2 separate regions of the Homo sapiens genome follow, and region 1 is linked to region 2. A link is a contact called in ENCODE Hi-C or POLR2A ChIA-PET data. All regions are on one chromosome and are shown on one strand. The core of a region is the stretch at or near the end of the contact, and the rest is flanking DNA. Distances in the headings are between cores, read along the strand shown.

What was found. A loop is a pair of places that touch in the nucleus more often than their neighbours do. ChIA-PET counts read pairs that join two places held with the same protein, here RNA polymerase II (POLR2A). Pooled maps may share reads with other maps.
Region 1: a map of PC-3 shows a loop between it and region 2 (2.9-fold over the local background). The contact joins two enhancer-like sites. A Hi-C loop is called at or near these places in 1 of 168 maps with a recorded cell type or tissue (PC-3) and 1 of 50 pooled maps. POLR2A ChIA-PET finds 5 or more read pairs at or near these places in 1 of 52 experiments (MCF 10A).

The regions. Positions count from the first base shown.
Region 1 is chr11:35,791,341-35,797,878 of GRCh38, reverse strand. The region is part of intron 4 of TRIM44 (tripartite motif containing 44); the gene reads right to left. Among named protein-coding and RNA genes, the nearest start is that of TRIM44, 130 kb to the right of the region's middle. Within about 2 kb of position 1,283, at least 5 of the 41 ENCODE cell types and tissues checked have a DNase peak (open chromatin) inside an H3K27ac peak, as active enhancers do.
Region 2 is chr11:35,484,251-35,491,247 of GRCh38, reverse strand. The region is part of intron 3 of PAMR1 (peptidase domain containing associated with muscle regeneration 1); the gene reads left to right. Among named protein-coding and RNA genes, the nearest start is that of PAMR1, 38 kb to the left of the region's middle. RefSeq lists a silencer at 5,260-5,309. Within about 2 kb of position 3,512, at least 3 of the 41 ENCODE cell types and tissues checked have a DNase peak (open chromatin) inside an H3K27ac peak, as active enhancers do.

The sequences.
Region 1 (6,538 bases), core at 34-2,533, 310 kb before region 2:
TACTAAAGTTCATATTTTGAGATTTCCTTAGTTTTTCCCTAAAGTCCCTTTCCTGCTCCAGATTTCACTCAGAATACCACATTTCATCATTAAGTTTCCATAGGCTCCTCTCGGCTCTGACAGTTTCTCAGACTTTTCTTGTTTGTGATGGTGAGGACGGTTTTGAGGGGTGCTGATCAGGTATTTTGCAGAATGTCCCTCAATCGGAAGCTGTCTGATGTTTTTCTCACAATTAGCCCATGGTTATGGGCTTTTGGAAGGAAAATTACAGAGGTAAAGTGCCATTATCATTACATCATATCAAGGGTTGATACTATCAATATGACAGCACTGTTGAAGGTGGCCTTGACCACCTGGCTGAGGTAGTGCTTGTCATGTTTTTCTATGGTATGGCTACTCTTTTTTCCCATTCCCACAGTGTATTCTCTGGAAGGAAGTCACTACGAGCCACCTATACTTAAAGAGTGAGGAGTTACGTTCCCTCTCCTTGAGGGTGAAATATCTACATACATTATGTGGAATACTTTCAAACATGAGCTTTGTCTCTTCTCCTTCATTTATTTATTTGATCATTTATATCAGAATGGACTCATGGATGTTTATTTTATTCTTTGGGTTATAATCCAATATTACTATTTTGTTGCTCAAACTGCTCAGCTTTGGCCTTTGAGTGCTCTGTTAGTTGGGTCCTATGTTCCATTGACATATCCCCATCAATAACGGTTTTCTGGTTTTTTGTTTTGTTTTTGTTTTTGAGCACTTCCCTACTTTCTAGCACTACACAGCCTTCAGGCTTAGCTATTTCCTCCCCAGACCTAAAATCAGATATTCTGCAAAGAACACAAGAGATATGGTTTTAGAGGCATTTGATACTACCCTCCAGAAATCTTATATTGATTTACAATCATTACTCACATCGGCACAGGAATGCCCATTTTCCCCACACCCTTGCCAATAACGGGGCAATTTCAAAGTGTCTGCAGGGAGATGACCTGGCATGGGATACAGTGTGTGCATATATATGCATGTATGGGTCTATCTGTTCCATCTCTTTAAAATAACTTCTACATTACTCAGTTTCCTGTTGAACTTCAAGAGAAAAATGCCCTGGGGCCAGTTAAGTTTTTCCTTTTCTTTGCCTTTACATTGGCCTTCCCCAGCTTCCCTTTCCTCCCCCCAGTGCTGCTGGATTTTCTATCACTGGCGATCTCCTGTGATGAGGTCTGAAAGGAACCTTTCCTATACCCTCTACTAGGGCCCAGGCAATTTCAGGGGGTGGAGAGTTAGAAGCAGAAATTAGCCCAAGGACTTGCCTTCCCTGCTTCCTGTACCTTCAGGAAATCCACCTGACCCAGTTTCCTCATCTTCTTTTGGCATGTGTATAATGGAAACCAAATCTCTCTCAAGCAGTTTCCTTCCATAGAAATCTTAAACATAAGATTTAATAAAATGCTGGACTTCAAATTTCCTGTTGCCTCAGCTGCTGTATCTCACAAGTTACCAAAGAGAAAAAGAGAAAGGATCAATAAATAAATATACTTGACACTTATCTCTAATCTCTGTCTGAATAGAGATTCACGCTGTATGTGTGCATGCACAAGTGTGTGTGTGACAGCGAGCGAGCGAGGCAGATACACACACGTGCGCGCGCGCACACACACACAGAAAACAGTTCTCAGTAGCTTTGGGAGTCCCATGATGATGACCTTCAACTGAAGTTGTAGGAAGTTGGAAGTATACCAACCCATAATGACCTAGTGCTACTTTTCATATGGCAGCGGGTTATGAATATGGACCTAGGAGTCACAAACACCTGGGTTTGAATCACAGCTCTGCCACTTACTAGCTGTGTGATTTTGAGGTCGGTGTTCGTACTTGGAAATAGTGGACAATGTAGTACCTACCAGAAGAGCTGCTGGAAGGATTAAATTAGATTAATGTATATGAAGTGGTTGGCAGATATATAAAGAGCTTGACATAGTACCTATCACACAATAAGTGCTCAAAACATTTTATAGTTATTTAATAACATCATATGAAGAAACCAAGACTAAGAGAGACTAAAAGTCATACAGTGAGTTGATGGTAGAGTGAGATCGACTGGAAGTCAGTTTCTGGCTCCTGAATATTTCACCATACCTGCAACACCCATTTCCTCTGAAACTGCTATCTATTAAAAAAAAACGGGAAGAGTTAACACTGTTGTCACCTGTACACTCTAGGCACCATGCTGTCATTCCAATGGGCTAAAGATTCCTTCTCAAGTTTGTTCTTTTAGTGTACAGGCCATTTAAAAAATAAAGACGGTGACAGCTATCATGAATAAGAATGCATTCTATGTGCCAAGCATGGTGCTCAAAATCTTAGCAGCACCATCTCCCTATCCCACTGAGTCCAATAGCATGTCCTATTGACTCACCCTGCACAACCTCTCCCATGTGTGTCCATTCATCTTCTCCACTGCTGCCACCATCTCCTGCTTGAACTATTGGAGTTGCTTCTTGACTAGTCTTCCTACTTCTAATCTTAATGCACTATTGCCTATTATCCAAACTGTATTCAGAATAATATTTCAAAAATGTGCAATAGATTATATCAGTACCCCATTTAAAAATCCTTCAATGGCTTCCTATAACCCCTAGAATAAAGTCCATAGCCCACAGATTCCTACATGCTTTGGCCCCTCTCTCCCTTTCCAGCCTGATTCATGCCACCTTCCAGCCACGCTGGCTTTCTTTCTGTTCCCCAAGTAAGCTGATCTTGTTTGTGCCTTAAGGCTTGTGCTTTGCTGGTCTGCCTCAAAGCTCTTACCCTCACATCTTGGAATGAATGACTCATTAACATTCAGGTCTCAGCTCCAATATCATCTTTTCAGATGCTGTCCTGGACCAGGAAATCTAGAGTAGCCACCCCATCCCTGTACTATTACACTAAATTGCTGTATTGTCTTCATAGCACTGATCACTATCTAAAATTATTTTGTGGTGGCAAACGGCTTTAACTATTTTGTTCCCTGCCGTATCACCAGTACCTGGTAATGTGCTTGGCACTGGTGAAACTGCAACAAATGTTTTTGAGTGAATGAATAAATGATCAAAACAATCGTATAAAGCGTGACTGTTCAAGAAACCTTCCCAGGCAAACCATGGGCCACTTGCTGGTCATGGAGACACTGCCTAGGAATCTCATGAACAGCTTACTTTGACAGGTAAATCCAACCTCCATTTCTTTTCTAATTGTCTCTGCAATGACCAGGCACACATAACCACTGGAGCTCTAGACTGAATTAAAATGCTGCATCATAAACTGATTATTCTTACAAACAAGTAAGCCTTACTGGAAGCCGTATGAGTAAAGGATGGCGTGGCCCATGGACAGGGAATACTGTTACAGTGACAAAGCAGAAGCAAGCTCATATCCAGCCTTCCCTAAACAAAGAAACCTGAAGAACAAATTCACCTCCATGAAGAAATGTTCTCATCTGGCTTCTCTATAAAACAGCTGTGTGTTTGCCAACTTCTAACTCTCCACAACCCAGCTGTGAGCTGTTCTCAAGGCAGGCTTGGATTCTAATACTTTATCCACCTCTTACCCTAACAGTCTATGAAGGGAGAGAGATGAGGATGATATCAAGTCAGCAAGGCCAAGATAGAGGTGAGGGGATACTTAATTCATGGCTCCCCTCTTTCCCTCAGATGAAATGTCAGCTGAGGCATGGATCCAGAAGTGGGAGAGCTGGGTTAGTTATTGTGGTGGTTGAGACTGATCATGGAAAAAGCACACAACTAAGTTTTGAGACCCCATTCCAGCATGCATTAGCAGTACAACCTTGGGTGAGATGCCTCTTTAAAGTTTCCATATCTGTAAAATGAGGATAATTATACATTATAAGCACTTACAATTAATAAATGGAAGTTATTACTTGCTAGACACTGAACTAATTAATCACTTCATCCAAATCTTTACAGTTTTCATAATAACCCTGTGTAACAGCATTAACACTCCATTTTACAGACGAAGAAAATACAGAGTAGACAAAGGAAGTAACATCCCAAGGTCCCACAATCCTAGGCAGCGCTGAAACTACCATGGCCTGGCTCTTGTTTTTGGCCCCGGGCAATGAGGAGTGAAGGGAGCACATGAGGGGGCTTGTGACATCAGCTGGCTGCATTTATTCAGCTGGGTTATTGGTAATGCCTCATTACTAGTAGCAGAGGAGGTAACTGGTACCTTGTTGCTAAAGATGTTCCAAGGCCTTGGCAGACTCAAACTCCAGTCTGGGCACCAATTACTCGAAAACTTTCTCCTCGTTACAGGGGATCCCAATAGTCTCTTAGTTTATTTATTTATTTTTGAGACAGAGTCTCACTCTGTCGCACAGGCTGGAGTGCAGTGGCGTAATCTTGGCTCACTGCAACCTCCGCCTCTTGGGTTCAAGCGACTCTCCTGCCTCAGCCTCCTGAGTAGCTGGGATTACAGGCACACACCACCATGCCAGGCTAATTTTTGTATTTTTAGTAGCGACGGGTTTTCACCATGTTGGCCAGGCTGGTCTCGAACTCCTGACCTCAGGTGATCCGGCTGCCCCAGCCTCCCAAAGTGCTGGGATTACACGTGTGAGCCATTATGCCTGGCCCCAATAGTGTCTTTTTATTTGTTGTTTGTTTTTTAAAAAAGAAGCCGCACAGCTAGATTTCTTTTTTTTTTTTTCAGTTTTTATAACTGCAGCCGGTCATGACTCTCCTGTTGTAACCTGGCTGCAAAGTGGCCATTTCCCTCAGATTCTCATCTTGGTTCTTGTGGGCTCCAGCAAACAGTCATGTAAAAGGGCCTGCCACCAAAACCTGTTCCCCTGAACTTAGGACAGAATCTCGTTGGGTCAGATATTGGTTTCATTTTCAATCCTGCCTGTCCTGCAGTGAGAGGCACCAAGGTCTCACTCATTTAATTAGGTTACATAGAAATATCTTTCAAGGTTTGAGCTGATTTTCACTAGACCCTACCAAAGGATGAAATTTGAATTAAGTGCCATCAGGGAACCAGTGATGCAGGTGGTCTGACACATCACTGCTCTATCCTTGCAGCCTCCAGAGGTTCAGGGCTTCAGTGCACCTCAGCACCGTTATGTTGTAAAAGTCAGTCTTTGTCACTTGAGCTCTTTGGAGGCTGCATTTGTTTCTCATTCACTATTTTACCCCTAGTTTGGCAACATGCCTGGCACTGAAGACATTTGGCAGCTGGCATATGGCAGCTCTCATAACTTGCTTTGGCCCAGAAGGAGGGATTTCACTGGTGAGATAAGAGGCAGGGAAGGTAAACCTTCAAGGTAAAAACTACATCCAGCAGGAAAGCATACCTTTCTCTACGAGCACTAAGATCTGTCTACTTGAAGAATTCCTACAGGAGGTAGTATAATATGTTAGGATCATCCACTTTGGAATGAGACCAGGATTACTTACCATCCAAGCCCTTCAGCTCTGAGCTGTGTAACTTTGGCAAAGCTATTTAACATCTAGGCCTCAGTTTCCTCATCTGTGAAATGGGGAGTCATTCCTTCATTTGTGCTTTCAGTGAACAAGTATTTATTGAGTACCCACAGTATATAAGGCACTCAAATAGGTAAAATAGCAGTGAAAACGACTGACAAAGTCCTTGTTTTCATGGAGCTTAATTTCCAGTAAGTTGACAACAAACACGTAAATAATTTCAGATAGTGGATATGAAGAAAATAAACCAGGATGCTGGAATAGAGAATGATGAGAGAGAGTGTGTGTGTGTGTGTGTGTGTGTGTGTGTGTGTGTGTGTAGGGGCAACTCCTCAGGAAGGGATGGTATTAAGATCTACCTCTTAAGAGTTGATGCAAATATTAAATGAGATAATGGATATAATGTGTTCAGCCTGCTGCCTAATGAGTACTCAACTAAATTCAACTGTTTTTGTATCACTCCCCTCCTGAAGTCAGTGGCTATTCTTTCACCTCACAGTGACTGAGCCCCAAATACATGCCAGTGATGGAACACAGTGGTGTATCAGATATCTCTACCATTCAGGAGCTCACAGTATAGCAAAGAATGTAGCTATGAGCCATAAGAGAAGAAGTGCTAAATTCCACCTACAGAGTCAGAGAAGACTTTATCACTGAGTGTTGACAGATGGATTGGTATTTTCTAGGAAGACAACGGGGCAAGGAGCGGGGGGTATGCCAGGTGGAGGGAACAGCTTGAACAAACTCTTGAAGATGTGAAACAGCTTGGCATGTTCAAGGAGCTGTGAAAAGTTCAGAATGGCTGAGATAAAATGTGCGATGGTCCAGTGAGAGAACGTGTCTCATCAGCAGCTCCTAATGCTTATCTTTATGGGTCATGCTTGAAGTGTCTCCTAAGAAAATGTCAGGGCGGGGGGTGTAGATGGGAAAGAACAGGAGGTGAGAAGGGTGTCAGGGCTCCATATGGCATCTACCACATTGCCAGCACTTCAAAATGTGAACAAGGGCTATGCTTAAAATATACAGGCTGTGTTCTGTGTGACACTCCCTGA
Region 2 (6,997 bases), core at 2,263-4,762:
TTTCAAGACTCTGTGGCTAAGGATGAGTATATGGTCTGCAGCTGAGAAACTCAACTATACCAGGAGGAGAAGGGGCTTGTTGGCACTTCCAGGTGAACTGGGGAGTTCAGTTATCCATAATACAGATACTTTTTAAGTGTTGGTCTTCGTTGCTGATTTAAAACTTCGATGCCATTTTAGGTGGTTTCTCGTAAATTTAATTCAGTACCTGGCAGATTATGTTCCAGGTAGGTTAGCTGCAAGATTTAACCCTGGTCTTCTTTGGCAGCTGATTTATGGAGACTGCATTGCATAATGAGCAGAATACAAGCTCTAGAATGAAACAGACCTAGGTTTAAATAATGATTTTGTCTGTCACTGCCAGTATGACCTTGGACAAGTCATCTAACCTTGCTAATATCAGTGTCCTTTTATAAAAAAGGAGAATAATGCTACCAACTTCATAAGGTTGATTTGAGGATTAAATGAGATAATGTGTGTGAAGCACTTAGTGCTCTGACAATAGTAAAAGCTCAATTAATGCAATAAATATGTCACTGTTATCCTATATGCCCCTTAATTACTGAATTGTTAGGTGATTCAGAAATAAAACTACTCTTCTTCCTTTCATTTATTTTCCTTTCTTCCGAGATGGGGTCCTACTATGTTGCCCAGGCTGGCCTCAAATTCCTGTGCTCAAGCAATCCTCCTGATTCAACCTCTCAAGTGACGGGGACTGCAGGCACATGCCACCATGCCTGACAAAACTACTTTCAATAATAGTTTGAGATAGTTGTAATTAGAGCTGTAGTGCACAGCTTTAGATTTCACATTGACCTTTGGATTATGTAAGATCACTTTGGGTTTTTCCCTGCTTTGGGTCATATGGAAGAGTGCTCTTTCTCTGTGCACATGAGAGGGAAAGGGGGATTTGATGGGGTTGGAGTGGTAGGCAGGAGTGTGATCACGCCTTTGATATGGTTTGGCTGTGTCCCCACCCAAATCTCAGCTTGAATTGTAATAATCTCCATGTGTCAAGGGTGGGGCAAGGTGGAGATAATTGAATCATAGGGGTAGTTTCCTCCATACTGTTCTCATGGTAGTGAATAAGTCTCAGGAGATCTGATGGTTTTATAAACAGGAGTTCCCCTGCATAAGCTCTCTTGCCTGCTGCCATGTAAGATGTGCCTTTGCTTCTCCCTTGCCTTCTGCCATGATTGCAAGGCCTTCCCAGCATGTGGAATTGTGAGTCCATTAAACCTCTTCCCTTTACAAATTACCCAGTCTCAGCTATGTCTTTCTTAGCAGTGTGGGAACAGATTAATACAGCCTTGTAGGTAGGTAAGCTAGGTAAGGAATTTAGATGCTATTGCAAGTGCAGTGGGGAACCAAGGAAGAGTGGTGAAGTAGAGGATGGACCAAGTGCTCTGAGAACTAGCTAACAGAACAGTTAATGACAGGGAGAGGGAGGTAAGGTTTCAGACAGGAAGTGAAGGTTGAGCTATGCCTTTGCTCTTCAGTTGGCAGAGCAGGAAGATATTTCAGGGAGAGGGATAGTATGGTCAGGGTGTGAAAATGCAAGGTGTGTTCAAGGAAGCATGTGACATGAGGTATGATTAGAGCAAGGTGATGGTCTTGGGGTGGCAAGCCCTGACTATGAAGGGCATAGTGTTCCAGGGCTCAGAGCTTAGACATGGTTCTGAGATGAAGGATGGTTTAATCTGGGGAGTACCATTTGACAGATAACTCTTGTAGCATAACTCCGCTGGAGTGGAGGAAGACCATATCCAAAGGTAGCCATTAGGAGTGCGATTGCAGCGCTTCAGGGGATGAAGAAGGGAGACTAGAGTGAGAAGAGCTTAAAGGAAGGAGTGACAGGACTCAAGACTCACTGAAGAATGGGGTAAGGAATCTCAAGAGTTTGCCTTTCAAATTCTTAGTTTGATTAACTGTCTAGAAGTTGATGCTGTTAAGTGAGTAATAAAAGGGAAGAGGTTTGGTGGGGGAAAGAAGGTGAGTTCCACATGAGATAAGCTGGAATTTGGACATCTATAAGAGACTCTGCAGACAGTAGGAAATAAGTGCCTGGAGCTCAAGAGAATTTTGGAGACTTGAGATATGCCTATGGCTGTTATAGATGGAAGCATGAGGTGAACAGAGCACCATGGGCAGAGGAAATAGCAACAGATGTAAAAGGAAAGGAAGAGAAAACCAGGAAGGAGATGGGAAAAGATAGAGAGATAGGAGGAGAACCAGGAAGGAGTAGGGTTCTGGAAGCTGGGGGCAGTGTTTCAAAGGCAGAAAGGTCACATAGGATGAAGGCAGTAAAGAGGTTTTTGTGTTTGATGGCTAGCATGCGATTGGTGACCTGAGCAATAGCAGTTTCATATAAAATTTGGCAGGGCGCAGTGGCTCATGCCTGAAAGCCCAGCACTTTGGGAGGCCAAGGCAGTGGATTACTTGAGCCCAGAAGTTCGAGACCAGCCTGAGCAACATGGTGAAACCCTGTCTCTACAAACAATACAAAATTAGCTATGCCACTGCCACTCTAGCCTGGGCAGAGTGAGACAGTTTCCAAAAAAAAAAAAAAAAAAAAAAAGGCAAGATTTGAAGTGTGAAAAATGGACAAAAAGAATACAGACAACTTTCTTTTAAATAAGCTTAATCAAGCAAGGAAGGGGAGAATTAAGGTGATAGTTTATATGAGTAAATAAACAGCTGTGGAAAAATACCAATTAAGATGGGAAAGGCCGGGTGCAGTGGCTCATACCTGTAACCCCAGCACTTTGGGAGGATGAGGCAGTCAGGTTACTTGAGGACAAGAGTTCAAGGCCAGACTGATCAACAAAACAAGATTCTGTTTCTACACAATATTAAAAAAATTCAGCCAGGCATGGTGGTGCATGCCTGTAGTTCTGGCTACTCAAGAGACTGAGGAGGGAGAATCGCTTCTGCAGCCAAGGATTTTGAAGCTGCAGTGAGCTATGATTACACCACTGCATTCCAGCCTAAACAACAGAGCAAGACCTCATCTCTGTCTCTCTCTCAAAAAAAAAAAAAAAAAAAAAAAAGATGGGAAAGGGTTAAACAGGTTTTAAGCTAATGTGAGTAAAGTGTCAGTAGGAGAGATTAAAAATATTACATATTAGAGTAAGACTAACTGAAGAAGTTAAGACCATGTTATCCTGAAGGAGAAGAACTTCCTATGAGATCAAGAACAAAAGTGAGAGTTAAAGGAGAGGGAGCTTCCTTTTCTGTCCTAGGCTGAGACAGGAGGAAAAGAATTATTTATAGGTAGCATATCTTGTTTGTTAGTAATTATATGGTAGGAACTGTGCTGAGCACTTTATGTGCCATGTCTTGTTTCATCTGTACAATCACCCTATGAAAATACATACTCCCATTTTATAGATAATGAAACTGAGGCTCAGAGCTGTGAAGTAACTTGCCTGAGGCCGTACACTTTGGGGTAAAGCCCAGGACGATTCCAGACCCCTTACTCTTGTTCTTAACCACAGTCCTAGTCTGCCTCCTGCTGGTGAGTTCTCCCGTTTTCTCTGGGAAGTAGGGAGTGAAATATCTGCTGAGAATGAGTAGAAGTGAGGTTGGGGCTTGAAAGTACCAAAGGTTTGGGGCAGCCACTTGAGGAACAAGAAAAGGCACCAGCTGGTGTTAAGCTTAAAGCATATCCAAGCGAGACGGAGGACCCAGTCGAAGCCAGAGTTCCTAGGGAGGTGATGCAGTCAGTTAGGACGTTGGCTGATGCTCTCTGGAAGTGCAGCAGCAGAAGGGAGTAAAACCAGTTGTTTTGTTGATCCAAGAATAAGCTGAGACATGACTGACCAAGGATCCCAGCTGGGAAGGACATGAAATCAGAAAGAGCCTGGTAGAGGGGCAATAGGGACAGGAGGTCTTAAGTGGAAAAGCAGGCTTGGTGGTAATGAAGTAATGGAACACATAGGTGGAATGGGTATTATGGTCAGAGAGTAGAGTTTCTAAGTTGAAGCTTTCAGGGATGGTGGTGATAAAGTGTTCAGTTTTTTTTTTTTTTTTCTGGGTAACTAACAATCTCAAAGGACAAATGTTTGTTCTTTCTCATGGGTCTGTGAGTTGGCAGGCATTCCACTGATTTCAACTGGGCTGACCTGGGCTGGTTGTGCTCCAGGCTGCAGGGCTTAGGCAGAAGGGACAGCAACCATCAGGGGATGCTCTTCTCAGGGTGGGTCGCAGAAGCACAAGAGGTCAAGCCAAACACACAGGTGCACATAAGGCCTCTGCGCACATCACACTCACCCATATTCCACTGGCCAAAAGAAGTCACATGGCTAAGTTCCCAATGAGTGAAGTAGGGAAGTATATGCCATCCCAAAGGAAGAGGGGTGGATAAATATTTCTAAACAATACTTCAGTCGCTCCATGTGAGTAAGGGGGTTTGTTCAGGGTGCAGGGGACAGGAAGGAAAGAATATTTGCATGCAAGAAGTCAATACAGCAAATGGTAACAAAACAAGGATAGCAGTCACCCAAATGTTATGAAACAGAAAATATTAATATTCAGAAATCCTGAGCATGTGTCTTTTTAAATAGCACCTACTGGTCAAATCTTGGGTTGCACCTTGGTGTAAGACGCTGTTTATGGAGCCTCATTGATTGGGCTGGTGATTGTGTCCATTTGAGGGTCCAGGCTTTCTCAAGGACAGCAGAACTGGCTCAGAGCAACCAGTCTATCACCTAGGCAGGCAGAACAGAGAGCTCACACCTTCGTGCATTAATCTACCCATCCAGTCAAAAGATATTTCTTGAATGGATGCTTCTAGGTGCTGGATGTACAATGATAAGCCAGACGGGCATGGTCTCTGACATCTTAGAGCTTGCGCTTTAGAGAGGAGATTTTTTTTAAAGTTAAAAAAATAGAATGTGGTCAATGCTATGAAATTGAAAAAACAAACTAATGGTCAGATTCTATCCGATCTGTGTTGGTTCAGTTTTGCTTGTTCAATTACGTTATGCTTGTTCTGAGAGCCTCATTCCACACAGTGTATGTTACCACTGCCATGAGCACTGATGGAGCATTTCTTATGGAGCACTGGGCTGGTCACCAGGGAACACAATGATTCCGCAATGAGTTTACAATCCATCTGTGAAAACAGTGCTTGACCATAAGAAGACATCAATATGATGTTATTAGGTTCTTATCACCCTCACCTCATACTGGCACTAAATAAATGTGTAGGGAATTCATAGGAAGAAGTAATTCATTTCACTCTTTGTTGAATGCCTGCCTGGTGCTGAGCACTATGCTGCCTGCCTACGTTAAGGGTCGCCTACATATGGCTGGGACACAGCGCCGGAGCCCCATGGCAGTGCAAGCATTTTCCCACTAGATGGCGCCCAAGCGATCCTTTCAGACAACGTTATCCTGAAGGCGCTTCCTTCTGAGTGTCTCTGAAGAGCCTGGGCATTTTTTTTTCCTGAGTACCATACAGAGCCTTAGAAGGAGGGAGGAGTGGCGGGCAAGTGCCAGAAGGATCAGAGCTGTTTTATATGTGGGTTAGAGAGCATCTGGCACTGAACAGATGCAGTAGCACCTTTATTTGCTCACTGTCCTTGACAATGTTTATATTACTAACCTAACTAATGACAACCTTAAAATTCATTATGGAATTGATTCATGCATAACCATTGGCAGGTTGTATTATCCAGGAGGATGGGCAAACGGCCTGAGGCTATTGAGCCCAGGAGAGAACTTATTCACATCTTTCTGCCCAGGAAAGATTGGTTTAGTAATCTCAGAATATCCAGACTAAGAGCTACTGGCACTTTATCGCCATTAAAAAAAGAGCTGTTCTTTCTACCTTTCTCCACTCTTTAATGTAAAACCTTCAATTCTACAGAGAGTTGAAAGAATAGTATACATCCATATGCTCCTTTCCAGGATTTGCCACTTTTTATCATTCTCCAACATCTGGCTCTCTCTCTCTTTTTCTGCACTTTAAGACTCATGAATTTTAATTTTTTTCTGTTTCATAGTGTTATCATAATTTTTCTTTTGATGCTTAGATTGTTTCAGATTTGGCCCGTTAAGCAGGCTGCACCTCATTTCTCCTTGAGCACTTACTTGCATTCTACCCCTGACCCTCAAATGTTTTAAGTTCACCTTGATTTTCTATGCCCAGGTCTTGAAACAAGCTATTTCTCCCTGCATCCTGGTTTCTTATAGTGGGAAATTGTATTTAGGAACTGCGATTTGGGTGCTGGCTATTAGAGGTGCTGATATCCAAAGTCGAAACCAAGGCTTCCTCTTAGGGTTTCTTAAACTCAAAAGTTGCGTTCTGAAGTGGAACCACTCTGCTGACTTCCACTGCTGACCACTGGACTGGTGTTGGTTTAGCTTGGCCCTAGGCTGAGTTCCTTGGCCATCAAAAAAGATGAGCAGCAGGAGGGCCCAAGAGCGACCCAGAATGCCACACTTCTAGCTGGCATGGCAGTGATCCCAGCCTTTCAGTCCCTGAAGGATACTGGGCATCTAAGGAGGTTAGGAAAGCAACCCAGATGAGAGGATTTATGGGGAGAGATTATAGGTCCTTAATACATTTATCTTCTTAGTCATATTTTGGACAGAGGCAGAGAAACAGAGGAACTGGCCATAAGCCATGCCCAAAAATGTTTGTAGGGTGAGTTATCGGAGAGGAAGAGGATTTGTGCAGGCCGATTCCTGAGCCATAAGTAGGAATGATTAAGAGCAAACTTAAGGGGAGTGGGGAGAAGGCTTACAAAGCTGTGTGTTACTGACTTTCGGGGCTGCCCTCCAGGGGAGCTGCGGAATCGCCTAGGGTGGAGTTACTGAAAGCTGCCTCATCTCGCTCCAGACTTTTGTGTCCTGATGCTCCCAGAAAAAGAACAATGCTCAGGTCGATTCAAACTGGGGATGGTATTAGGTGGCAGTTAGCAGCCTGGGCTTGGATTTGAATCTCTGTTTCTTTCCTGGCTTTGGGCAAGGTTACCCAATCTTTGTGAAT